Linked DNA regions of Homo sapiens: regions 1 and 3 are each linked to region 2. The links are chromatin loops, found by intact Hi-C in ENCODE. Cell type or tissue: heart right ventricle. All regions are shown on one strand.

Evidence for each region. A loop is a pair of places that touch in the nucleus more often than their neighbours do. Peaks named below come from ENCODE experiments on the same cell type or tissue, not always from the same donor. Only the 100,000 strongest peaks of a DNase experiment are listed, where the experiment ranks them.
Region 1: it touches region 2 in a loop (6-fold over the local background); 76 of 110 quality-filtered maps call a loop at or near these places.
Region 3: it touches region 2 in a loop (5-fold over the local background); 90 of 110 quality-filtered maps call a loop at or near these places.

The regions. Positions count from the first base shown.
Region 1 is chr3:47,985,204-47,993,203 of GRCh38, forward strand. All of the region lies in intron 2 of MAP4 (microtubule associated protein 4), which reads right to left. Among named protein-coding and RNA genes, the nearest start is that of MAP4, 27 kb to the right of the region's middle. In heart right ventricle, a CTCF peak has its summit at 4,943 (motif pointing left); a DNase peak (open chromatin) is centred at 4,908; H3K27ac peaks cover 1,279 bases.
Region 2 is chr3:48,148,659-48,156,658 of GRCh38, forward strand. No RefSeq gene overlaps it. Among named protein-coding and RNA genes, the nearest start is that of CDC25A, 36 kb to the right of the region's middle. In heart right ventricle, a CTCF peak has its summit at 3,049 (motif pointing left); DNase peaks (open chromatin) are centred at 2,544 and 2,983; H3K27ac peaks cover 2,442 bases.
Region 3 is chr3:47,821,522-47,829,521 of GRCh38, forward strand. It overlaps DHX30 (DExH-box helicase 30), which reads left to right. Exons shown (of 22, transcript NM_138615.3): 5 at 5,826-5,956; 6 at 7,503-7,613. Among named protein-coding and RNA genes, the nearest start is that of DHX30, 22 kb to the left of the region's middle. RefSeq lists silencers at 584-784, 3,285-3,574. In heart right ventricle, CTCF peaks have their summits at 3,444 (motif pointing right) and 3,651; DNase peaks (open chromatin) are centred at 3,440 and 3,824; H3K4me3 peaks cover 1,858 bases; H3K27ac peaks cover 1,370 bases.

The DNA.
Region 1 (8,000 bases), 160 kb before region 2:
TGGGAGGCGGAGGTTGCAGTGAGCCAAGATGGTGCCACTGCACTCCAGTCTGGGCAACAGAGCAAGACTTTGTCAAAAAAAAAAATTAACCAGGCATGGTGGTGCATGCCTGCAGTCCCAGCTACTTGGGAGGCTGAGGCTGGAAGACTGCTTGAGCCTGGGGAGGTCAAGGCTGCAGGGAGCCAAGATTGTGCCACTGCACTCCAGCTAGGGTGACAGAGTAAGGCCCTGTCTCTAAATAAATAAATGCTTTTTTTTAATTGGAAAAAAATTACAGTAAAGAAAACAGGCAGACACTAACAAGTGATGAAAGTTATTATCACCAATAATGTGATTTAGTGACATCATGTGCTTCCTGATGTGGTGCACTTAGGACACATCATATTTACATAGTACTACTGCCAAAAATGTGGAACTTGAATCTAATTATGAGGAAATGCCAGGCAAACCCAAATTAGGGGACTTCTAAAAAATAACTTGCCCATACTATTCAAAATATTAAGGTCATGAAAGACAAAGAAGAGTTGAGGAACTGTTCCAATTAAAGAAGACTGAAGAGACATGAAAACTAACGTGATTCCAGATTTAATTGCAGACAAGAAGAAAAAAATGAGAAAGGAATGTGTTGAATCTGTTGGGACAACTGATGACAATGAAATAAGGTTCGTGGATTAGACAGGAATATCTCATCAGCATTTAACTTCTGATCTCTATCATCGTATTCTTGTAATGTGCTAATGCCTAGTTCTTCGGGGAAAGAGGTGTGAGTTCTGCAGTTTGTTCTCAAATAATCCAAGGGGAAGGAACTATATGTAAATATAACAAGAATGATAAAGCAAATGTGCAAAACAGTAATGATAAATCCAAGTAAAGGGTACATGGTAGGTTCTTGGCTCTGTTCTTGCAGTGTGAAGTTTAACAAAGTCATTTGCTTGCAGAATATTATTTAAGAGGTGGGGTCTTTGGGGTCTTGCTATGTTACCCAGGCTGGACTCAAACTCCTAGGCTTAAGCAATCCTCCTTCCTATTAAGTAGCTCGGGCAGGGCTACAGGTACATACCACCATCCTGGCTTGCTTGCAGAATATTTTTAGCAATGAAGTGGTTTTTTTGTTGCTTTGTTTTTTGTTTTTTGGGGGGTTTTTTTGTATTTTTTTTGAGATGGAGTCACTCTGTCGCCCAGGCTGGAGTGCAGTGGCACAATCTCAGCTCACTGCAACCTCCACCTCCTGGGTTCAAGCAATTCTCGTTTCTCAGCCTCCTGAGCAGCCGGGATTACAGGCGCATGCCACCACACCTGGCTAATTTTTGTATTTTTAGTAGAGGCGGGGTTTTGCCATGTTGGCCAGGCTGGTCTCAAACTCCTGACCTCAGGTGATCCATCTGCCTCGGCCTCCCAAGTGCTGAGATTACAGGCTTGAGCCCCCGGGTCCCGGTCCCCTGCTCTTCTTTCAGACTAGGGTACTATTATTATGAACTATACATTTTGGTACGATATTTTTTTTCCCCAAAAAGAACTATTAGTTATGAGATAAAAGTCTGTTTTCAAATCAAAGTCAGAAAATAACTATTTTTGCAAAAATGTCACACTAATTTTTTATGCATATATATAAACTTCCCTAAATATGATCATGAGACTATTAAGAGGGTTTAGGATTAGACCAAGTACACCTACCCTAAATAAATATCTACCATTTTGGAGACACAATTGTTTGTTAGTCTGTACATTAACACAACCCAAACCTGAATAAACTGACAAACAAAAACCATTTCAATTCAGTGTAATAAGCAATGATTACACATCTATCATGTGCCAAGAGCAGTGGTCTCTAATGCAGATCTGGCCAGGTTTCTCAGTACCCCTGCGCCCTCAGTTTCTCACAAACCATGAGATTCTTCATAATTTCACTTGATCTGCTTCTCCATGATTCTCTCCGGTCACTTGTCACTGTAACCTTTGATTTCTTAACCCTGAGAAACTTGAGGTCGCTAGTAAACTTTGATTATGCTGTGCCATCCTGCTTTCGCTAAATGTGTCATTCTCCATGAAATATGGCAGTAAACAAAATATTATTCCTGTGCTAGAGCATGTTAATAAGTGTAAGATAACAAATAGCTTAATTATGATCTTACAAGTACCACAGAGGAAAGAGGAAAGTTCAGGGAAGAAAAGCACTTACCAAGAGGAAGATGAAAAGAAAGGCTGGCAGGGTGTGGGGGTAGTGGGAGGTCTAGAAGGGAAAGGGAACAGAAGTCAGGGAATGTTCTGGAAAGTTACATCTAAATCCAATCTTAAAGGATTTTAGAACAACAACTCTAGCAAAAGCTTTATATAACATCAACCTCCAGCCCAGAACCGTCCTCCAAACTCCGGACTCCTTATCTGTGTATCCATCTTCTCCATTTCGATGACTAGCAGGTAACTAAATGTGAACATATCCCAAGCTAAATTTCTTCTCTTCCCTTCAAATCCTACTCCTTCTGTAGCTTTCCCCATCTCAGATGATGGCAATTCTTTCCTTTCAGTTGCTCAGGCAAAACCCCTGGAGTAATACTGGATTTGTCCTTGGCAACATCAAGGCCTTATACTTTAGGTAAGAGAAGTTTTGGGGTCATGCATATGTTAAAGTCTGATGAGAGTGAATTCAAGAGGAAATGGAAGGAAAGGAATTGGTGACAGGTAGTAGAAACGTCTCTTTAAAAGAAGGCAGGCCGGGCACGGTGGCTCACGCCTGTAATCCCAGCACTTTGGGAGGCTACGGTGGGCGGATCACGAGGTCAGGAGATTGAGACCATCCTGGCTAACACGGTGAAACCCCGTCTCTACTAAAAATACAAAAAATTAGCCGGGCGTGGCGGCACACGCCTGTAGTCCCAGCTACTCAGGAGGCTGAGGCAGGAGAATGGCGTGAACCCGGGAGGCGGAGCTTGCAGTGAGCCAAGATCGCGCCACTGCACTCCAGCCTGGGTGACATAGCAAGACTCCGTCTCAAAAAAAAAAAAAAAGAAAGCAAAGCAAAAAGATAGATGAGATGGATGTGAGATTCAGACAGGATTTTTTTTTTAATGATAAAAAAATTATAGTATGTTTGATGCTGGTGAATGACCCAATTGAAAGAAAAGAACTGATGATGCAGGAGACAGAAGAGGTAACTGTGACAGCAGTGGCCTGAGTGACAGCATGAACAGTTCACCCATAACAGAAAAAGAGCAGACAATAAGGGCATAGATGAACATAGGTGAGGAGGAAATATGTGGTGGGACCATGTGGAAGTTCTGTTCTGATTAAGCCAATTAATTTATGAATATGACTTATGAATATGAACAGGAGAGCAAGTGCCAGAAGTTTCAGAGAGTAGATGTGAAACAGTTGTCTAGGAAAGTGAAATATTTTACAAACTCATGTGAATTAGTGGCAGAGTCCCTCAGTTTGTGCTCTGTATTGAAATGAAGCAAGATTCTTTTACATTTCCTGAACATACATCTAATAATTCTATTTGAATTTAAAAAATGGATTTTTAGTTTTTAAAAACTATCAGTGAGATACTAGATCAAGTAGAAAGTATGTGTTCATGAAAAAGGTATAGTTTCACAGAAAGAACAGGGGTTTATTTTATTTATTTATTTTTTGAGACGGAGTCTCGCTGTCGCCCAGGCTTGAATGCAGTGGCACGATCTTGGCTCACTGCAACCTCCACCTTCTGGGTTCAAGACTCTCTTGCCCCAGCCCCCTGAGTAGCTGGGATTACTGGTGAGCACCACCACGCCTGGCTAATTTTTTGTATTTTTAGTAGAGATGAGATTTCACCATGTTGATCAGGCTGGTCTCGAACTCCTGACTTCGTGATCTGCCTGCTTCAGCCTCTCAAAGTGCTGGGGATTACAGGCATGAGCCACCATGCCCAGCCAGAACAGGGGTTTAAAATGAGAAGATCCAGTAGCTCATGTCTGTAATCCCAGCACTTTGGGAGGCCTAGGCGGAAGGGCTGCTTGAGGCCAGGAGTTTGAGACCAACCTGGGCAATATAGCAAGACCACATCTCTATTTAAAAAATATTGTTTTAATTGTTTAATAAAAATAAAAGTGAGATTAGAAGATCTGGGTTCAGGTTGTGCTGTCATTATTAACTAAATGATCAAATGCAACCTTCTCATTTCTAATACTTAAGCTTCACCTGGGAAGTGGGACTAAATGCAGTAATACAGGATGTCAACTGTACAGTGCTAAATAGTAATTGTTATTCTCACTGTTATTAGCTATTGTTATTCTCACTGTTATTAACTATATGTTGACCAACTGTAAATTTATCTATCAACCACCTATAGAATAACTGTAGGCTGATCAAGAAACTTTACTAGAATAAAATAAAATGAAAGCAAGAAGAGGTTAGAAAGGAAGAAGAGAAGCTGGATTCTACTATACATACAACACCTCACAATCTAAAAATATAAGCCCAGGAGAGAATAAAAACAACGTAACAACACTAAAAACAATAAGGTTGACAAGTAGAAAAAAGGCTTGTATATTTCCCTGCCAGATAAGACATACTGGACCCTAATCATACTGCACATTACTGGAAAAGTCCTAATTCAAAAGATGCTATAATGTGTTTTCTCACTGACTGACTTCCCCAGAGAACCCCCATTTCATGAAATGAAAACTTTCTCAGTGAAATACACACAGCATCGAAAATAGCACACTTTTTTTTTTTAGAAACTAATCACATTCTCTGAGATATAAAGATATTCAAATTTACTTTATTTTGTTGATTCCCTCTCCCCAGGAGATGTCAGATTCCCACAGCAGGCAAATCAGCTTGGCAGAGAAGTAGCAAGAACCTGAGAAGGCATGTGTGCTGTGAGTCAGCCTTGGGCAAAACAGCCAGGTCTCAATGCAAGGGAACCCTCTGGTGCTGTCAGACCCATGCCAACACTGCCCTCTACTGGCCAATTAAGCTGGTTGCAATTTTCTGCAAAAGAAATACCAGTGTATTAAGGAGAAATTCTGCAGTATCTATTAATAGTTGTCACTTAGGCCCTTTTCCATGGATTAGTGTTTCTCAATCATGCATGTGTATCCGAGTCACCTATTATGGCTTGTTAAAACAGACTGCTGGTGTGTGGCAGGGTACGGTGTCTCCCACCTGTAATCCCAGCACTATGGGAAGTCAAGGCAGGAGGATCACTTGAGCCCAGCAGTTCAAAACCAGTCCAGTCCAGGCAACACAGTGAGACCTTGTCTTTACTAAAAATGCAAAAAACTTAGCCAGGCCATTGCCCTGTGTTAACTTCTTATTCTATGGGAATAAGCTTTTAGCTTCAAAGGCCTTATGGAATGTTGAGGAGAAAGCATTTTCTCGACTTCAGAAGAAGAACTATTTAATCACACAGAGAACAGAAAAATTAAGTGACTTGTTCCATAAATGTGCTATTTGTGTCTGAGGGTCAATACTGTGCTAGATGATCATCTGAAAGAACAAGAGTCACAGATGTTTGCTTCGTCATTCACATCTAAGAGAAAGGGTTCTATCTTTTGTCTCCCTCACCTAGAAAATAGGGCCATATAATGCTGATAATGAACAATTAAGGAAAACACCATTTTTTAAGGAAAAAAGTCAGGAAGTACATAATTTTCTTTTTATTTTTTTCTTATTACAGCCGTGGTGCAAAACAAGTAGTACACATATCCTGAAAAAGTATTTGAGAATTGTTTCCCAAGGTGATAGGCATTTTAGAAGAAGAGTTTGACACCAATTTTATTTCTAGGTATTGGTATTTAGATGGTTTACACAGGCAATGCTAAGATAAAATACTTGTAGAAGCAAGAATAAGTTGAAGTGCAAAAGGAAATGAGTATAGTAGATCCAAAGAAAAGGAATAAAGGTCGGGGGGTTCTTGTGTTGCCAGGCATGAAGGCAGAAATCATACTTAGAGAAAAAAGCAATTTTCCTACTTTGTCATAAATGCCATAAAAGCAACCCTGCTTTCTTACTTCTCATTTTATAAGTTGAAGACAATTAGGGTGGACATGTAAGAATTAAAGGAAATAAAACACCATTGTTCAAAGAGTTCTATTATGTGTAACCTACTCAACCGTCCCTTCTATATCTAGAGGCAAGAAAATGGTTGATAAACTTCCACTGGTTGGCCTAACTAAGCCTGTTGTAAGAACATATCGAGAGCACTAGGCTGGGTGTGGTGGCTCACACCTGTAATCCCAGTGCTTTGGGAGGCTAAGGCAGGAGGATCGCTTGAGGCCATGAGTTCCAGACCAGCCAGAGGAACACAGTCTGACTGTCGCTATAAAAATAAAAGGATAAGCAAGGCACGCGCACCTGTAGTCCAAGCTATTCAGGAGCCTGAGGCAGGAGGAACGTTTGAGCCCAGGAGTTACGTTAGATGTTGCAGTAAGCTATGATTGTGCCACTGCACTCCAGCCTAGGTGACATGGAAAGAATCTGTCTTTTCTTTTTTTTTTTTGAGACGGAATTTCGCTCTTGTTGCCCAGGCTGGAGTGCAACAATGGCACGATCTCGGCTCACGGCAACCTCTGCCTCCCGGGTTCAAGTGATTACTCTTGCCTCAGCCTCCTGAGTAGCTGGGATTACAGGTGCCCACCACCACGCCCAGCTAATTTTTTTGTGTTTTTAGTAGAGACAGGGTTTCACCATGTTAGCCAGGCTGGTCTCGAACTCCTGACCTCAGGTGATCCACCCGCCTCAGCCTCCCAAAGTGCTGGGATTATAGGCGTGAACCACCGCGCCCAGTAAGACCCTGTCTTCAAAAAAAAAAAAAGTGTCAGCAATCAGCAGTAGTTTACTGAACCTCATCTAAGAACAAAATCAAACTTAAAGTTAGATGTATAATAAAACATTAATGAAGTCTAGGGCCCTTCCATCACTTCTAAAGATGTATTCAGAAGAACATCTTGTTTAGAATGTTCTCCAGGAAAAACACAAATATGAAACCTGTCATTATGGCAAAAACCATCAGTCCGATAATGTATAAAAATCAGACCCACAGCAGAGAAGTCTCCATTCATAAAGAACTCACTAATTGCACCAGATTTCTACAAGACTAAATAAGGCGGCTTCCTTCGTTTTTCTTATTTGATGTCTCCAAACAGCCATCACCCCTTCCTTTAAGTTAAGACTTCTACAACTTTTAGGAAGCTGGTATGGAAAAAATGTAGTAATTTACAACCTATCATAATTATAAACTTTATTATTATTATTATTTTTAGAGACGGGGTCTCTCTCTGTCACCCAGGCTGCAGCACAGTGGTGCTTTTATGGCTCACTGCAGCCTCGACCTCTGGGGCTCAAGTGATTGCCTCCTACCTCAGCTTCCTGTGTAGCTCGGACTACAGGCGCACACTACCACGCCCAGCTATAATTATAAACTTTAAACATGGTATCTTCAACAAGTTCGTGGAAAATGCATTCTATGAAAAAATTATTCATGGATTTCAAGGGAGTTTTTTTGTATCAAAATAACTCATACTCCAGCCTGACCAATATGGCGAAACCCCATCTCTACTAAAAATACAAAAATTAGCTGGGCATGGTAGCATGTGCCTATAAGCCCAGCTACTCAGGAGGCTGAGGCAGGAGAATCTCTTGAACACAGGAGGTAGAGGTTGCAGTGAGCCGAGACTGTGCCACCGCACTCCAGCCTGGGTGACAGAGAGACACTCCATCTTAAAAAAAAAAAAAAAAAGCTCATACTAACTTGTTATAACACGTCTGAACAGGATCTAGTTTGAAGCACTAAAAAGGATAAAACATCAGTTTGAAAAGAGCCCCTAATAAAGCAACATGAATTCTGCTAAAATTGAAGCAAAAGCAAATGGTAAATTTATGGTGAAGCTTGGATGAAAGAATGGTGAAATCACTGATGCTTTGTGTAAAGTTTATGGGGACAATGCCCCAAACAAATCAGTAGTTTACACATGAATAACTTGTTTTAAGACATCAGCCAGATGCAGTGGTCCGCACCTATA
Region 2 (8,000 bases):
GGAGGTTGTAGTGAGCCAAGACCGTGCCACTGCACTCCAGCCTGGGCAATAGAGTGAGACTCCGTCTCAGAAAAACAAAAACAAAAACAAAAATTGCCTTTCTCCTATTCTTTCTTTTCTTTCCTTCTGGGACTCAAATTTGATATAGTTAGATTTTCTCAGGATGTTCTGTCTCTTTCCACCTATTTCATGGTTTCCTAAGTGTCATAAGTATGTATCTCATTCCATTCCAAATAATCTTCTAACACCACATTTCTCCAGCATATTAGCTCTCTCTCCAGTTGGATTTAATAATTCTTTTTTTTTTTTTTTTTTTTTTTGAGATGGAGTTTCACTCCTGTTGCCCAGGCTGGAGTGCAGTGGTGTGATCTTGGCTCACCACAACCTCTGCCTCCCAGGTTCAAGCAATTCTCCTGCCTCAGCCTCCTGAGTAGCTGGGATTACAGGCACGTGCCACCAAACCCGGCTAATTTTTGTATTTTTAGTAGAGACAGGGATTCTCCATGTTGGTCAGGTTGGTCTCAAACTCCCGACCTCAGGTGATCCGCCCGTCTCGGCCTCCCAAAGTGCTAGGATTACAGGTGTGAGCCACCGTGCCTGGCCCAGTTGGATCTAATTCTAAACTGTAGTTTATCCCATCGAGTTTTACATTCCTTTTTTCCATACGGAATCTCACTCTGTCGCCCAAGCTGGAGTGCAGTGGCGCGATCTCAGCTCACTGCAACCTCTGCTTCCCAGGTTCAAGTGATTCTCCTGCCTCAGCCTTCCAAGTAGCTGGGATTACAGGCCCCTGCCACCACGCCTGGCTAGTTTTTGTATTTTTAGTAGAGAAAGGGTTTCGTTGTGTTGGCCAGGCTTTTTTTGTTTTGTTTTGTTTTTTGAGACAAAGTGTTGCTCTTGTCGCCCAGGCTGGAGTGCAATGGCGCAATCTCAGCTCACTGCAACCTGCCCCTCCCAGGTTCAAGCAATTCTCCTACCTCAGCCTCCCGAGTAGCTGGGATTACAGGCGCCTGCCATCACGCCTGGCTAAATTTTTGTATTTTTAGTGGAGACAGGGTTTTGCCATGTTGGCGAGGCTGGTCTCGAACTCCTGACCTCAGGCGATCCGCCCACCTCGGCCTCCTAAAGTGCTAGGATTACAGGCATGAGCCACCACGTCCGGTCTATTTTTATTTTTATTTTTGAGATGGAGTCTTGCTCTGTTGCCTAGGCTGGAGTGCCGTGGTGCGAACTCCGCTCACTGCAACCTCCGCCTCCTGGGTCAAGTGATTCTCCTTCTCAGCCTCCCAAGTAGCTGGGATTATAGGCACCTGCCAGCATGCCCTGCTAAATTTTTGTATTTTTAGTGGTGACAGGGTTTCGCTATGTTGGCCAGGCTGGTGTCGAACTCCTGACCTCAGGTCTCCCAAGTGCTGGGATTATAGGCATGAGCCACCGCACCCGGCCTATTTATTTATTTTTATTTTTATTTTTATTTTCGAGACTGGGTCTCACTCTGTCACCCAGGTTGTAGTACAGTGGCACAATCTCGGCTCTCTGCCACCTCCACCTCCCAGACTCAAGCAATCCTCTCACCTCAGCCTCTGGAGTAACTGGGACTACAGGCACACACCACCACACCTGGCTAATTTTTTGTATTTTTTTGTAGAGACAGGTTTTCGCCATGTTGCCTAGGCTGGTCTTGAACTCCTGAGCTCAAGCGATCCATTCACCTAGGCCTCCCAAAGTGCCGGGATTACAGGTGTGAGCCACTGCACCCAGCCGGACAATTATATTATTTATGTTTACAAGAATGAATCAGAGGGCAGATGCATTGGCTCATTCCTATAATCTCGGCACTTTGGGAGGCTGAGGTGGGAGGATCACTTGAGGCCAGGAGATTGAGACCTGTCTGGGCAACATAGGGAGATCTTTGTCTCTACAAAAAAAATTTTAAAAAAACATTAGCTGGGTGTGATGGTGTGCATCTATAGTCCCAGCTACTCAGAGCGAAACCCTATTCCCCATCCCCAACCCTCCTAAAAAGAATAAGTCTGTGGAAGGCTGGGAGCAGTGGCTCATGCCTGTAATCCCAGCACTTTGGGAGGCTGAGGCAGGCGGATCACCTGAGGTCAGGAGTTTGAGACCAGCCTGGACAACATGGTGAAACCCCTGTCTCTACGAAAAATACAAAAATTAGCCAGGAGTGGTGGCAGGTGCCTATAATCCCAGCTACTCAGGAGGCTGAGGCAGGAGCATCGCTTGAACCTGGGAGGCGGAGGTTGTGGTGAGCCGAGATCCTGCTACTGCACTCCAGCCTGGGCAACAAGAGTGAGACTCTGTCTCCAAAAAAGAAAAAAGAGTTCTGTGGAAAAAGAAAGGCATTCCCTGCAGGTGTCAGCAAAGGTAAGGAGGTCCCAAAGAACAGGAATAGTGAGGAGTCCTTGGGGGAGGATGGGGAGGTTGCCCAAGCTCATCCTTTATACTTGAGACCTCTGGTCCAGAGAAGTGAAGTGTTCTGCTCAGTGTCACACCACTGGTCAGGGGCAGACCGGAATCAGAAAGTAGGCCTTATTTCTTCATCAGAGTCTAGGAAGCCGCCAGGGGAAAGAGGCTGTGCTTTAGAAGGTTAAGGCCTATGATCCACCCTGCGTCACCCAAAGTAAACTAGGAAGGAAGTGTAAATAAACCCCACAAAGATCGGACATTTTTCCATGATGACCACATTGATGCATTTATTAAAAATACAAAATGCTAATAATCCAAACCAGCCCTCTTCCCTTTTTTCCCCTTTGGGAGCCCTTGCACTGTGGTGCATGAAACACATGCTTGAACTAGGCCATTGGGAACTGCGGCTTGGACAAGGAACAGCCACAGCTTTTCCTGTACTCAGAGCAGGCAAAGTGCCATTAAATGCAGCTGGAAGCCAGGGCAGGGGAAGGGGTGGGAAGCTCCTGGAGAGCCCCCAGCTCCTCCCAGTTACTGACTGGCTCTGGAGGAGAGGAGCTAGAAGGCCGAGATACCTGAGGAGACAAACCTGGGGCACCACTGCCACCTGATGTCTTCCTATGGCCATTGCAGTGGTCACAGCCCCAAGCCCCGTGGCAGCCTGGCAGCAGAGTGAAACAAGAGGGCAAAGAAAGCCTATCGGTGGAAGTTTTTATTTACCCTTGACGGTGGGTACTCCCAGACAGTGGGTATGTCTGAAATACTTCATATTGAAGAAAGACATCCATATTGAAAAACTAAACAGAAAACATAAATGGAAAATGAATCAACATATACAAAGTAGCCACAGTATGGAGGTGCGGATTTGACTTTGCCTGCGGAAGAGCTGTCCTGCTCTGGCCAGCACTGGAAGGGACTCTGCCTCCTCTGTTCTGGGAGCGTGCAAGCAGGAACTCTGGACTGGGCTTTGCACAACTTCCAGGAGTCATTGCTTAGAAATCAGAATGACCAAGATCTTAAGGTCTTAGAATCATCTAGGTAATCCACCCCCATCCCAGCTGCCAGGTCACAGTCACACAGAGGCTGAGCACGCCCAATGCCATGCCCAATGCCACCCAGTCTTCCCCTGCTGCTGTTTCTGCCTCGCCTCCCTGTCCTTCCCCTACCCTACCCTAGCGTGGGCAGGCTTTGTGTCCCAAGGTCACCAGTGACATATGTCCCACCACAGGCAGCCGAGCTTAACCCTATCACTGAGACCTCCTTGTGGCTGCTCCCTACCCCTCCCTGCCTGGCTTCCTGGCATCCTGCCTCTAACCTCTCTCTCTGCTTCCCTGTCTTCTACATTGGTAGAACTGCCACTTGGATACGTGTGACAACTTGCTGTCACCAGCCTGGATATTTCTCTGGAGCACTCCTCACATTCAACACTTGACCACTCAGGCATCGGGACAGTCACTGCCCAGATCCCCCCGTCCACATAGGAGCTCAGCATGACAGCCCCTCTTTTTTATTTAATTTACTTATTTCAATTTTTATTTTTATAGAGAAGACGTCTTTCTATGTTGCCCAGGCTGGTCTCAAACTCGTGGCCTCAAGTGATCCACCCACGCTGGCCTCCCAAAGTGCTGGGATTACAGGCATGAGCCACTGCACCCGGCCCAGCCCCCTTTTAAAATGTTTTCTTTTGAAATAATTTAAAGCTTACAGAAAAGTTGCAAGAATAGTACAAAGAATTCCCTTATGCCCTTTGCCAAGAGTCATACATTTTAACGTTTTCAAATTTTGCTGCATTTGCTTTCTTCCCTTTGACTCTGTCTACTTCTCTCTCTTACACACACACACACACACACACTTAACCTGTAATATTTCAGTGTATTATTTCCTTAGAACAAGGATGTTCTCATACATAACTGCAGTATAATTATCAAATTCAGGAAACTTAACACTGAGTTACTAATTTTACCTGGTGGGTCACAGTAGCTCATGCCTGTAATCCCAGCACTTTGGGAGGCCGAGGTGGGTGGATCACGAGGTCAGGAGTTCGAGACCAGCCTGACCAAGATGGTGAAACCCCCATCTCTACTAAAAATTTAAAAATTAGCTGGGTGTGGTGGCGGGTACCTGTAGTCCCAGCTACTCAGGGGGCTGAGGGAGGAGAATGGCTTGAGCACAGGAGGCGGAGGTTGCAGTGAGCCAAGATCGTGCCACTGCAGTCCAGCCTGGCCAACAGAGCGAGTCTGTGTCTCAAAATAATAATAATAATAATAATTTTACCTAATTAAAGTTCATATTTCAATGTAGTCAAATGTTCCAAAAATGTCCTTTATAGTACTCTTTTTCGGTTTGGTCCAGGATCCCATCCAAGATCACACATTTCATTTAGTTGTCATGTCTCTTGAGTCTCCTTTAATCTGGAACGGTTCCTGGGCCTCTCTTTGGTCATGTATGACACTGATATTTATAAAATATGCAGGCCAGTAATTTTATAAATTTCAACTTAGGCTTTTTCAATATTTCCTTTCCTTGTGTATTTCTTTTTTTTTGAGACAGAGTTTCACTCTTGTTGCCCAGGCTGGAGTGCAACGGCGCATTCTCAGTTCACTGCAACCTCCGCCTCCCAGGTTCAAGCAATTCTCCTGCCTCAGCCTCCCAAGTAGCTGGGATTACAGGTATGCACCACCACACCCAGCTAATTTTTTGTATTTAGTAGAGACGGGGTTTCACAATGTTGGTCAGGCTAGTCTTGAACTCCTGACCTCAGGTGATCCACTTGCCTCGGCCTCCCAAAGTGTTGGGATTACAGGCATGAGCCACCGTGCCTGGCCATGTATTTCTTGATTTCTTGCTCTGAGTACCAGTGGTCCAGCCACTCCCTCAGGTCAGGAGCCAAGAGACCATCCTGAATCCATCCCTCTCCCTCACTCCCATCTACCCATCCATCACCAGATCCCAGCACCTAAAGCCCTTCCCTCCCATGCCCCAGCTTCTGCTATGACTATAATTATCATCATTCCTTACCTATCATCCATCCTTTGTCTTGCTCTCAGCAATTACACGGCTTCACACTGCTCCCTTCTTAAACCCTCTACAGGCTGGCTGCTCAAAGGGTAGCAAAAGGATCAGCAGCTTTGAGAGTCTGTTAAAAATGCAGAACCTCAGGCTGCGACCCAGAGCTGTGGAATCAGAATCTGCGTTTTAACAAGTTTCCCACGTGTTTGAGAAGTCCTGCTCTCATAGATCCCTAGGCTTACAGACTCCTCAGAATGGCGTTCAGGGTCCCCCCCCCCCCGCCCACCACAAACCTCTCCTACCTTGTTCACAGGTATGAATGCATGGTATTTCCCCTTTGAACACAATTTCTTTTTCCTGGAACACCCTGTCTCGTGAGACTCCTGCTGAAGGTTAGATTTGAACATCGCCTCCTATGGGGTCCACTGCTTGCTCTGGAGCCCCATGTCCTCTGGACCCCTCTCTATCCTAGCTTCTGTTACATGGAAACGTTACACCTAAGACCTCGTCATTTTTAGTGACTATTTCTCCCACTAGCCAGTGAACGCCTTGAGACAAAGCCTGCATCTTACACACTTCCTTATCCTCAGTGCTCAGCACAAGTCAAACGTTTATTGAATGAGAGAAACAGCTTTTCCTCCATAGAGGCCCTTCCAAGTAGATTTGAAGTGGGTATTGCAAAGGGGCCATATGCAAAGGGGCCATCCAAATGCCAGAGCCACGGTATGTTGGGACAGGGGCAGTCACAGAGAACATCTACTTATCTAATTCTTTTTTTTTTTAATTTTTTTTTTTTTTGAGACAGGGTCTCACTCCTGTCACCCAGGCTGGGGTGCAGTGGAACAATCTTGGCTCACTGCAGCCTTGACTTCCCTGGGCTTGGGTAATCCTCCCACCTCAGCCTCCTGAGTATCTGGGACAATAGGCATGCACCACCATACCTGGCTAATTTTTCGTATTTTTAGTAGTTACAGGGTTTTGGCATGTTGCTCAGGCTGGTCAAGAACTGCTGGGCTCAAACTATCCACCCACCTTAGCCTCCCAAAGTGCAGGCATTACAGCCATGAGCCACTGCACCTGGCCGGAAAATCTAGTTCAAATGCATTTGTTATTTGTGAAGAAAGGCCCCAGAGGGAGAAGTGACTTACTCCAGGTTTCTCTGCTGGAGAGATGTAGCCTGAGTCACTATTGATTCATGCTTTGCCCTTCTTGGAGCCAAGTGCCCTTAAGTGTGATAAGCAGAGAAATAAAAATCAAAGTGAGTCACGGATGAATGAGCACATAATGGAGATTGTTTTGTTTTAGAGATGGGGTCTCACTATATTGCCCAGGCAGGTTTTGAACTCCTGGGCTCAAGCAATCCTCATGCCTTAGCCTCCCAAGTAGCTGGGATTATAGGTGCACAATTTGTAAAGTTTGAAAACATGAGGCCTGGCGCAGTGGCTTACACCTGTAATCCTAGCACTTTGGGAGGCCAAGGCAGGGGGATCACCTGAGGTCAGGAGTTCAAGACCAGCCTGACCAACATGGAGAAACCCCGTCTCTACTAAAAATATAAAATTAGCTGGGTGTGGTGGCACATGCCCGTAATCCCAGCACTTTGGGAGGCCAAGGCAGGGGGATCACCTGAGGTCAGGAGTTCAAGACCAGCCTGACCAACATGGAGAAACCCCGTCTCTACTAAAAATATAAAATTAGCTGGGTGTGGTGGCACATGCCTGTAATCCCAGCTACTCGGGAGGCTGAGGCAGGAGAATCACTTGAACCCAGGAGGCGGAGATTGTGGTGAGCCGAGATTGCACCATTGCACTCTAGCCTGGGCAATAAGAGTGAAACTCCATGTCAAAAAAAAAAAAAAAAAAAGGAAAAAAAATCTGAATCTATCTTCTTGCTTAGGAAATAGTCATACCAGGGAAGGATAAGTGTTACCTTTATGGGGGTTGGGTGCAGCTGAAGAGTTTATGATGAAGTCAGGGTAGGCAAGGGGCTTCAGCTAAGCTGTTCATTCTTAAGCTGGTGTGTGAAATATAAGTGTTGATTTTTTGTACATCTTTGCATACTTTAAATTTTTAAAATCTGAATCAGATCACACCTTGGATGGAATAGTTTTCCCCAAAATTTAAAGTGAGTTAAGTTTTGCCCATGGTTTTGAGTTAACCAACTCTTGACCTTGTGGGTGTCCACACATAAATTTTTCTATAGTAAATGCAAACTTTCTGCATGGCAGGCTTCAAGCTCTAACAAGCAAGTTTCAGAGAGCAGGGGCATTCTAGAAACAGAATCCTGACCTCTCAGTGAAGCATAAAATGAGCAGAGGCTAAGGATGAGGTTGCATCTTAGCATACGGGCTAAAGAGGTCGTTTCATTTTACAGGCAAAAAAAAAAAAAAAATTAAATTCTCAATAATGGGTTGACTTAATTTGCAATTTTAGGAAGGATAGATCAGACAGGAAGCCAGCTGACCTTTGCAGCAATCCAGGGAAATATTACTTGCTCAAAGTAAACTTTAAAAAGCATGGTGGCTCACATCTGTAATCCCAGCACTTTGGGAGGCTGAGGTGGGA
Region 3 (8,000 bases), 330 kb before region 2:
GCCTCCCAAAGTGTTGGGATTACAGGCATGAGCCACCGTGCCCAGCCCTTTTTTCTAACTTTCTTTAAGGTCCTTTACTGATTGATTGATTGATTGAGATGGAGTCTCACTCTGTTGTCCAGGCTGGAGTGCAATGGCGCAATGTCGGCTCACTGCAACCTCCCTCCTGGGTTTGAGCCATTCTCCTGCCTCGGCCTCTTGAGTAGCTGGGATTACAGGCACCTGCCACCATGCCCAGAGCTAATTTCTGTATTTTTAGTAGAGATGGAGTTTCACCACACTGGCCAGGCTGGCCTTGAACTCCTGACCTCAGGTGATCCACCCTCCTCGGCCTCCCAAAGTGCTGGGATGACAGGCATGAGCCACCGTACCTGGTCTTTAAGGTCCTTTAGAGGAGGAGTTGGTAATCTTTTTTTTGTAATCATCAGGTAATAAATATTTTACGCTGTGTGGGGCATATGCTTTCTGTTGCAGTTATTTGACTCTGCCATTATAGAATGAAAGCAGTCATAGATAATAGCAAATAACATAGTAAATGAGTGTGGCTCTGTTCCAATAAAACTTTCTAACAACAGGCAGGGGTCTGGATTTGGTCTGCAGGCTGTAGTTTTCCAACTCCTGCTCTAGACCAGTGAGGAGAAGAACACAGAAGCAGAAGAGTTCCAAGAGCTGCTGTAAAGAGTTGCCCTTATCTTACAAGAGTCATTGAGGTTTGTGGAGGTGAAATACTTGCTCAGGGTGACTCTTGCTGTTAGAACCCAGTTGAAATAAATGAATAGGAAAAGGGGACTGCATTAGTCCATTTTCATGCTGCTGATAAAGACATACCCAAGACTGGGTAATTTATAAAGAAAAAAAGGTTTAATGGATTCACAGTTCTATGTGGCTGGAGAGGCCTCACAACCATGGTGAAAGGCAAAAGGCACATCTTACATGGTGGCAGACAAGAGAGAAAGACAGAACCAAGTGAAAGGGGTTTTCCCAGCCGGGTGTGTTAACTCATGCCTGTAATCCCAGCACTTTGGGAGGCCGAGGTGGGTGGATCATGAGGTCAGGAGTTCAAGACCAGCCTGGCCAATATGGTGAAACCCTGTCTCTACTAAAAATACAAAAATTAGCTGGGCATGGTGGCACGTACCTGTAGTACCAGCTGCTTGGGAGACTGAGACAGGAGAATCGCTTGAACCCAGGAGGCAGAGGTTGCAGTGAGCCGAGATCGTGCCAGTGCATTCCAGCCTGGGTGACAGAACAAGACTCTGTCTCAAAAAAATAAACATAAAAAATAAGAAAGGCCAGGCGCAGTGGCCCACGCCCGTAATCCCAGCACTTTGAGAGGCCAAGGAAGGCGAATCATGAGGTCAGGAGATCGAGACCATCCTGGCTAACACAGTGAAACCCTGTCTCTACTAAAAATACAAAAAATTAGCCGGGTGTGGTGGCGGGCACCTGTAGTCCCAGCTACTTGGGGGGCTGAGCCAGGATAATGGTGTGAACCTGGGAGGTGGAGCTTGCAGTGAGCCGAGATTGCACCACTGCACTCCAGCCTGGGCAACAGAGCGAGACTCCATCTCAAAAAAAAAAAAAAAAAGAAAAGAAAGAAAAGAAAGGGGTTTCCCCTTATTAATCTATCAGATCTCTTGAGACTTACTCACTACTATGAGAACAATATGGGAGAAACCACCCCCATGATTCAATGACCTCCCAACCACGTCCCTCCCATGACACATGGGAATTATGGGGGCTACAATTCAAGATGAGATTTGGGTGGGGACACAACCAAACCGAGACAAAGACCCCCCTGGGAACAAACTAGTTGGTTGGCATCCCTGGTTGTTGTTTTTTTTTTTTTTTTTGTCTTTTTGAGACGGAGTCTCACTCTGTTGCCAGGCTGGAGTGCAGTGGCGCAATCTCGGCTCACTGCAACCTCCGCCTCCCGGGTTCAAGCAATTCTCCTGCCTCAGCCTCCCAAGTAGCTGGGACTACAGGCGCGTGCCACCATGCCCAGCTAATTTTTGTATTTTTAGTAGAGATGGGGTTTCACCATGTTGACCAGGATGGTCTTGATACCCTGACCTCATGATCCGCCTGCCTCAGCCTCCCAGAGTGCTGGGATTACAGGCATGAGCCACTGCGCCTGGCTGATTTTTTTTTAACATAAAAATCTAAACATCTGTTCAACACATGTGTTGTAAACTAGAAAAAATAGTATAATGAACCTGCAAGTACCTGTCACCCAGCTTCAACAATTAACAACTCATGGCCAGTGTTGCTTTGTGTATAGCTCTTCATTTTGGCTTCTTTAGAGGCAACTAAGAAATCATGGCATTTCAGCCTTATGCCAAATGGCTGTCAGAAAAGAGTGCTATCCTGAGGGCTTCCTCAAGTGCCACAAAGGGCTTGGGTCCTGCTGTCCAGGTGGGGCCTTTCTGTCTAGACTGTTGTCTCCTTCAGCTTTCAGATACCATTTTCTTTTCCTTTTTTTTTTTTTTTTTTTTTTTTGAGATGGAGCCTTGCTCTGTCACCCAGGCTGAAGTGCAGTGGCATGATCTTGGCTTACTGCAACCTCCGCCTCCTGGGTTCAAGCGATTCTCCTGCCTCAGCCTCCCGAGTAGCTGGGATTACAGGCGCGCGACACTATGCCCGGCTAATTTTTGTATTTTTAGTAGAGATGGGGTTTCACCATGTTGGCCAGGCTGGTCTCGAACTCCTGACCTCAGGTGATCTGCCTGCCTCGGCTTCCGAAAGTGCTGGGATTACAGGCGTGAGCCACTGCGCCTGGCGAGGAACAGCACTTTCACTGCTGGACTTTACGCTGGACCAGCTCAATTCTTGGCAGTTTCCAAAGCTGGGTGTTTTCACCTTCCCCTCCAGCCCTGGGGATTAAATCTGTTTCCTGAAGAGGTCTTCCTTGGCCTGGCTCCAGATTTTCTTTTTCGTTTTTTAAACTTTTAATAGAGTTGGGGTTTCACTATGCTGCCCAGACTGGTCTCAAAATCCTGGGCTCAGGGGATCCATCCGCCTCAACCTCCCAAAGTGTTGGGATTGCAGGCATGAGCCACGGCGCCTGGCCCTGGCTCCAGATCTTCACCAGGTTTACTTTGTAAGCCGTTAAATAAGATGGGGCTGCCAATTTGCCAGAGGCACGTGAGAGGTAGTTAGGAACAATTGGTAGGACCTAGAGGGAACTAACTTCGCTTCCTTAGATGACATTGAGCTAAGGCCTAGCATTATTTTCCCCCCAACAGCCTCATTCCATCTTCCTGCCTTCCATCCACACGACTGCTGGTTTAGATTTGCTGGAGAGTGAGCTCTGCAGGGTCCTAGCCCTGGGCAGCGCCGAGCCCGCCTACTGAAGGCCCAGGGCTGTGGTGAGCGAGGACGGGCTGCTGATGCCCTCGCCTAGGCTTGGGCTTCGGGTCCGCCCGGCCCGCAGGGGGCGCGCGGCGCTCGGGCCGGCCGCTCCCGTTCTCTTCGCCCGGTCCCTGCCGCGCACAGGCCTCGGGGTCGGCGGGAGCACGATGGCGGCCGCTAGGAGACTCATGGCGCTGGCCGCCGGCATCTCTCCGCGCCTGCAGCCGCTGGGTCCCCGCGCTGCTGGGCGACAGGGTCGCTCGCGCGGCTTCTCTTCAAGCTGCGCCCACCCCGACCACACCAAGGAAGCCGCCGAGGCCGAGTCAGGGATGGCCCCCGGCGGGCCTGGGGAAGGCGACGGAAGCTTGGTGAACGGTGAGGGCATCGGCGGGGGCGGGCGGTCCGCAGCGCCCTTGACTCCTGGGATGGCAGAGCTAGGGGCGCGGGCCGAAATCGGGCCTGGCGGCCGGGGGTCCTCTCTTCCATAGTGGCCAAGTTCGCCATCCGTCGGCGGGCAGCGGCCTTGCTGTTTGTAAAGCTTAGCGTGGCACAGGCCCGAATGGACCCTTAGAGTACCTGCTCCCGGCAAGAATAGGTGAGAGGTGCGAGACCTCGAGGGAGTGGGGAAAACGAGTAAAAGTCCAACTCCTGCCAGGATGAGTGGCCAAGGGCTAGAGCTTCTAGGGACAAGCATGCCCTCACCAGTGTGAGAAATAGCCCAAAGTAACTCCTGGGACATCAGGATCTCAAATAGAGACAGAATGACTGTTCTGGTGGATTCCAGCTTTGTGCCTCCCAAATAGTGCAGAGGATAAAACTGTTGAAAGCATCAAGGATGGGTAGAGAGCGCCAGCCTCCACCAACCTTATAGAGCTGAAGGTGGGGGCGGGGTGGTGGTCTCAGTGCAGCTCTATTGTTAAACCAGTGGGTGTAATGGGCTACTCGAAGTTGGGTCCCTCTGTGACGAAACCCCCCCCGCCCCGGCCAAGTCCACTTAGATATGGTTTCTTAACTGCTTAACTGCTTGACTCTTAGTTGCTTTACAAGTTACCGCTTAGAGGGAGACAGGATCAGGTGTCCTCCATCCTGGCCACTTGACACAGGAGTCTGTCCCAAGGAAACAGTCTCAAACCAGGCAGCAGAGTTACATCAGAACGCTTGGAAGCACTTTTTGAAAATATAGAGTCGCCTCCAACATCGCTCCCATTCTCAGGTCCCCTGTGGGGAGCTGGATGTCCATGCGGTGAAAAAGCTCCCCAGGTGATCAGTGTACACGCAGGTGCACATGTGCATATATACAGCTCCTTTTGGAGCTGCCAGAGGCTAGAGTGGAGAATGATATGGCCCCCCATGTTCCTAGCAGACCTCTTCATGACCTGGTTAAGCCTTGTGTCTGGTACAAGCTTACCCTAGGTAGATATCTCTTCCCTTTCTGCTCTGAGATTAATCCAAAAAACAAGAAAAAGAAGCGAGGTACCTCTCATGGTATCTGATGCATCAATTTTCCCCTTGATTCCAGAGAACTTGGGGGAGGAGTAATTCATGCCTGCTCAGATGTAGAGGTTTTCTTTCTTTTTTTTTTTTTTTTTTGAGATGGAGTTTCACTCTTGTTGCCCAGGCTGGATTGCAGTGGCGCGATCTTGCCTCACTACAACCTCCGCCTCCCGGGTTCAAGCGATTCTCCTGCTTCAGCCTCCCAAGTAGCTGGGACTACAGGCGCCTGCCACCAGGCCTGGCTAATTTTTTGTATTTTTAGTAGAGACGAGGTTTCACAAGGTTTCACTATGTTGGCCAGGTTGTCAAACTCCTGACCTTGTGATCCACCCGCCTTGGCCTCCCAAAGTGCTGGGATTACAGGCGTGAGCCACCACGCCCAGCCAGATGTAGAGGTCTTTAATCAGTCCCCACACATAGTTTGGTTCTGTGGGAGTCTTTTGCAGTGTGCTTAGATACGGTTGAGAGCTGGGGCCTGGTATTCAGCATCTGGATCTCATCACTTGAGATACATGGGGCCAGGTCTCTCGTGTGTGTGTCTTATTTTAGGAAGAGCCTTGCATTGTCTTGATCTCCAGTTTGTGTGTGTGGTGGATTTTTGTTTTTGTATTTTTTGCTTGCTTGTTTGTTTAGTGTCTTCTTTCAGACATCAGACTGGGGGGTTTATTGACCAACCAGGCTTTTGTAGGTGATGTATGAAATGAGGAGATTGGGCGGAGAAGAGGATGCTGGTAGGATCCCTTCTGTGGTGTGTGGGTCATTGGCCCTTCTTCAGGAGATGGTTATTCAAGTGGGTCTGGCCCCACTCTTCCCTGTAAACCCTGAAGTCATTCCTCTTTTCTTTTCCAAGATGCTCCTGGGTGGTTTGGGGTCATGAGCCAACATCCTCAGAATCCAGCCCAGGGTTGCCCTGATACACACCCCATGGAGTTTTTAAAAGAAAAAGAACAACTGTAATGCTTTTGTTCTTATTTTCTTAGCTTCTAGGGACCTATTAAAAGAGTTCCCACAGCCCAAAAATCTTCTCAACAGTGTGATTGGAAGAGCCCTCGGCATCTCACATGCAAAAGACAAACTAGTCTACGTGCACACAAATGGACCGAAGAAAAAGGTAACTCTGCTGGTGGCAAGGAAAAACATTGGTATGACTCAGAAAGGAGGCTGTTTGTCCTTTCTGTCTTAGGTTTCTTTGTCAAGGAGGCCATAGAATGGGTTTCCTGAATTAAAATGGTCAGCAGAGACTCAGAGCAAAGCTAGGTTTGAAGAAGAGCCAGAATACACGTGCCTGGTTTAGGGAAGAGGAACACAGGGCAAATGAGGTGCCATCTTATCTAAGACAGGCGCCTATACGGATCCTTGGTTTTTGCCCCCATCGACTAAGGACTGCAGAGGGTTAGAGTTAATGATAATTCTTGCCCTTACAGTCTTATAGATTCTGGAACCATAGAAGCATGCCAGCAAACCATTCTGGATGATTTTTTAACATTTATTTTATTTATTTTTGTAGAGACAGAGTCAGAGTCTCTCTGTCACCCAGGCTGGAGTGCAGTGGCACAATCATAACTCACAGTAACCTCAAACTCCTGGGATCAAGTGATCCTCCCGCCTCAGCCTCCAAAGTAGCTGGGACTACAGACAGGTGCCACCACACTCGTCTAATTTTTTTTATTTTTTGTAGAGACCGGTTCTTGCTATGTTGCTCAGGGTAGTCTCAAACCCCTTGGTTCAAGGGATCCTCCCTCCTCAGCCTCCCAAAATTGTGGGAGACACCACTGCTCTCAGTCTGGATGATTTTTAAAGATAAAGATGGGGCCTGGTTGTGGTGGTTCGTGCCTGTAATCCCAGCACTTTAGGAGGCGGAGTAGGGAGGATCCCTTGAGCCCAGGGGTTTGGGACCAGCCTGGGCAACATAGTGAGACCCCATTTCTACAAAAAATGAAAAAGTTACTCAGGCATTGTGGTGCAGGCCTGTAGTCCCAGCTACTAGGGAAGCTGAGATGAGGGGATTGCTTGAGCCCAGGAGGTTGAGGCTGCAGTAAGCTGTGATCGTGCCACTGCACTCCAGCCTGGGCAACAGCGTGAGATCCTGTCCCCCACAAAAAAAAAAAAAAAAAAAAAGATGAGGCTGGGCGCGGTGGCTCATGCCTGTAATCCCAGCACTTTGGGAGGCCGAGGTGGGCGGATCACAAGGTCAGGAGATCGAGACCATCCTGGCTAACATAGTGAAATCCCGTCTCTACTAAAAGTACAAAAAATTAGCTGGGCGTGGTGGTGGGCACCTGTAGCCCCAGCTACTTGGGAGGCTGAGGCAGGAGAATGGCGTGAGGCAACAGTGCAGCCTGGGCAACAGTGCAAGACTCTGTCTCAAAAAAAAAGATGAAGATGGATCCCGGCTTGGCCTCTGGCTAGAACATGGCACCTTGAAGGAGCAAAACAACTTGGGGTAGAACAGATTGTTTCACGGTGAGACAGTTAGAGCCTTATAAGGAGTTAATGATGGGATTGGGGTTCTGTCCTCTGTTCTCAACTCTGAACCTAGCACATTGCTGCTGTGAGGTCTGCTGCTGTGAGGTCCACCACTGTTTATTTTCCATGTAATTTGCAACAACTCTAGTCTGGAGTGGCAAGACTTCTGATTTCTCTCTTCTCTTCCCCAGAAAGTCACACTGCACATAAAATGGCCCAAGAGCGTGGAGGTAGAAGGCTATGGCAGCAAGAAGATCGATGCTGAGCGGCAGGCTGCAGCTGCAGCCTGCCAGCTGTTCAAGGTGACCCTTCCTCAGTGAAAGCCACTGAGACCTTCCTCCTGGAAACTCCTTGCCCTTTGTTTTTATTGGTAGAGGTTGGCCCAGTGTTCTACCACTCACCTGCCCTGAGCCCTTCCCACTTCCTGATTCCTTTCTTACTGTTCAGCCAATGAGATATATATATATATATATATATATATATTTTTTTTTTTTTTTTCCTGTGTTTTTGGTTTTTTTTTTTTTCCTTTGAGTCAGAGTTTCACTCTGTTGCCCAGGCTGGAGTGCAGTGATGCGATCTTGGCTCACTGCAACCTCCACTTTCTAGGTTCAAGTGATTCTCATGCCTTAGCCTCCCAAGTAGCTGGGATTGCAGGTGCCCACCACCACGCCTGGCTAATATTTGTATTT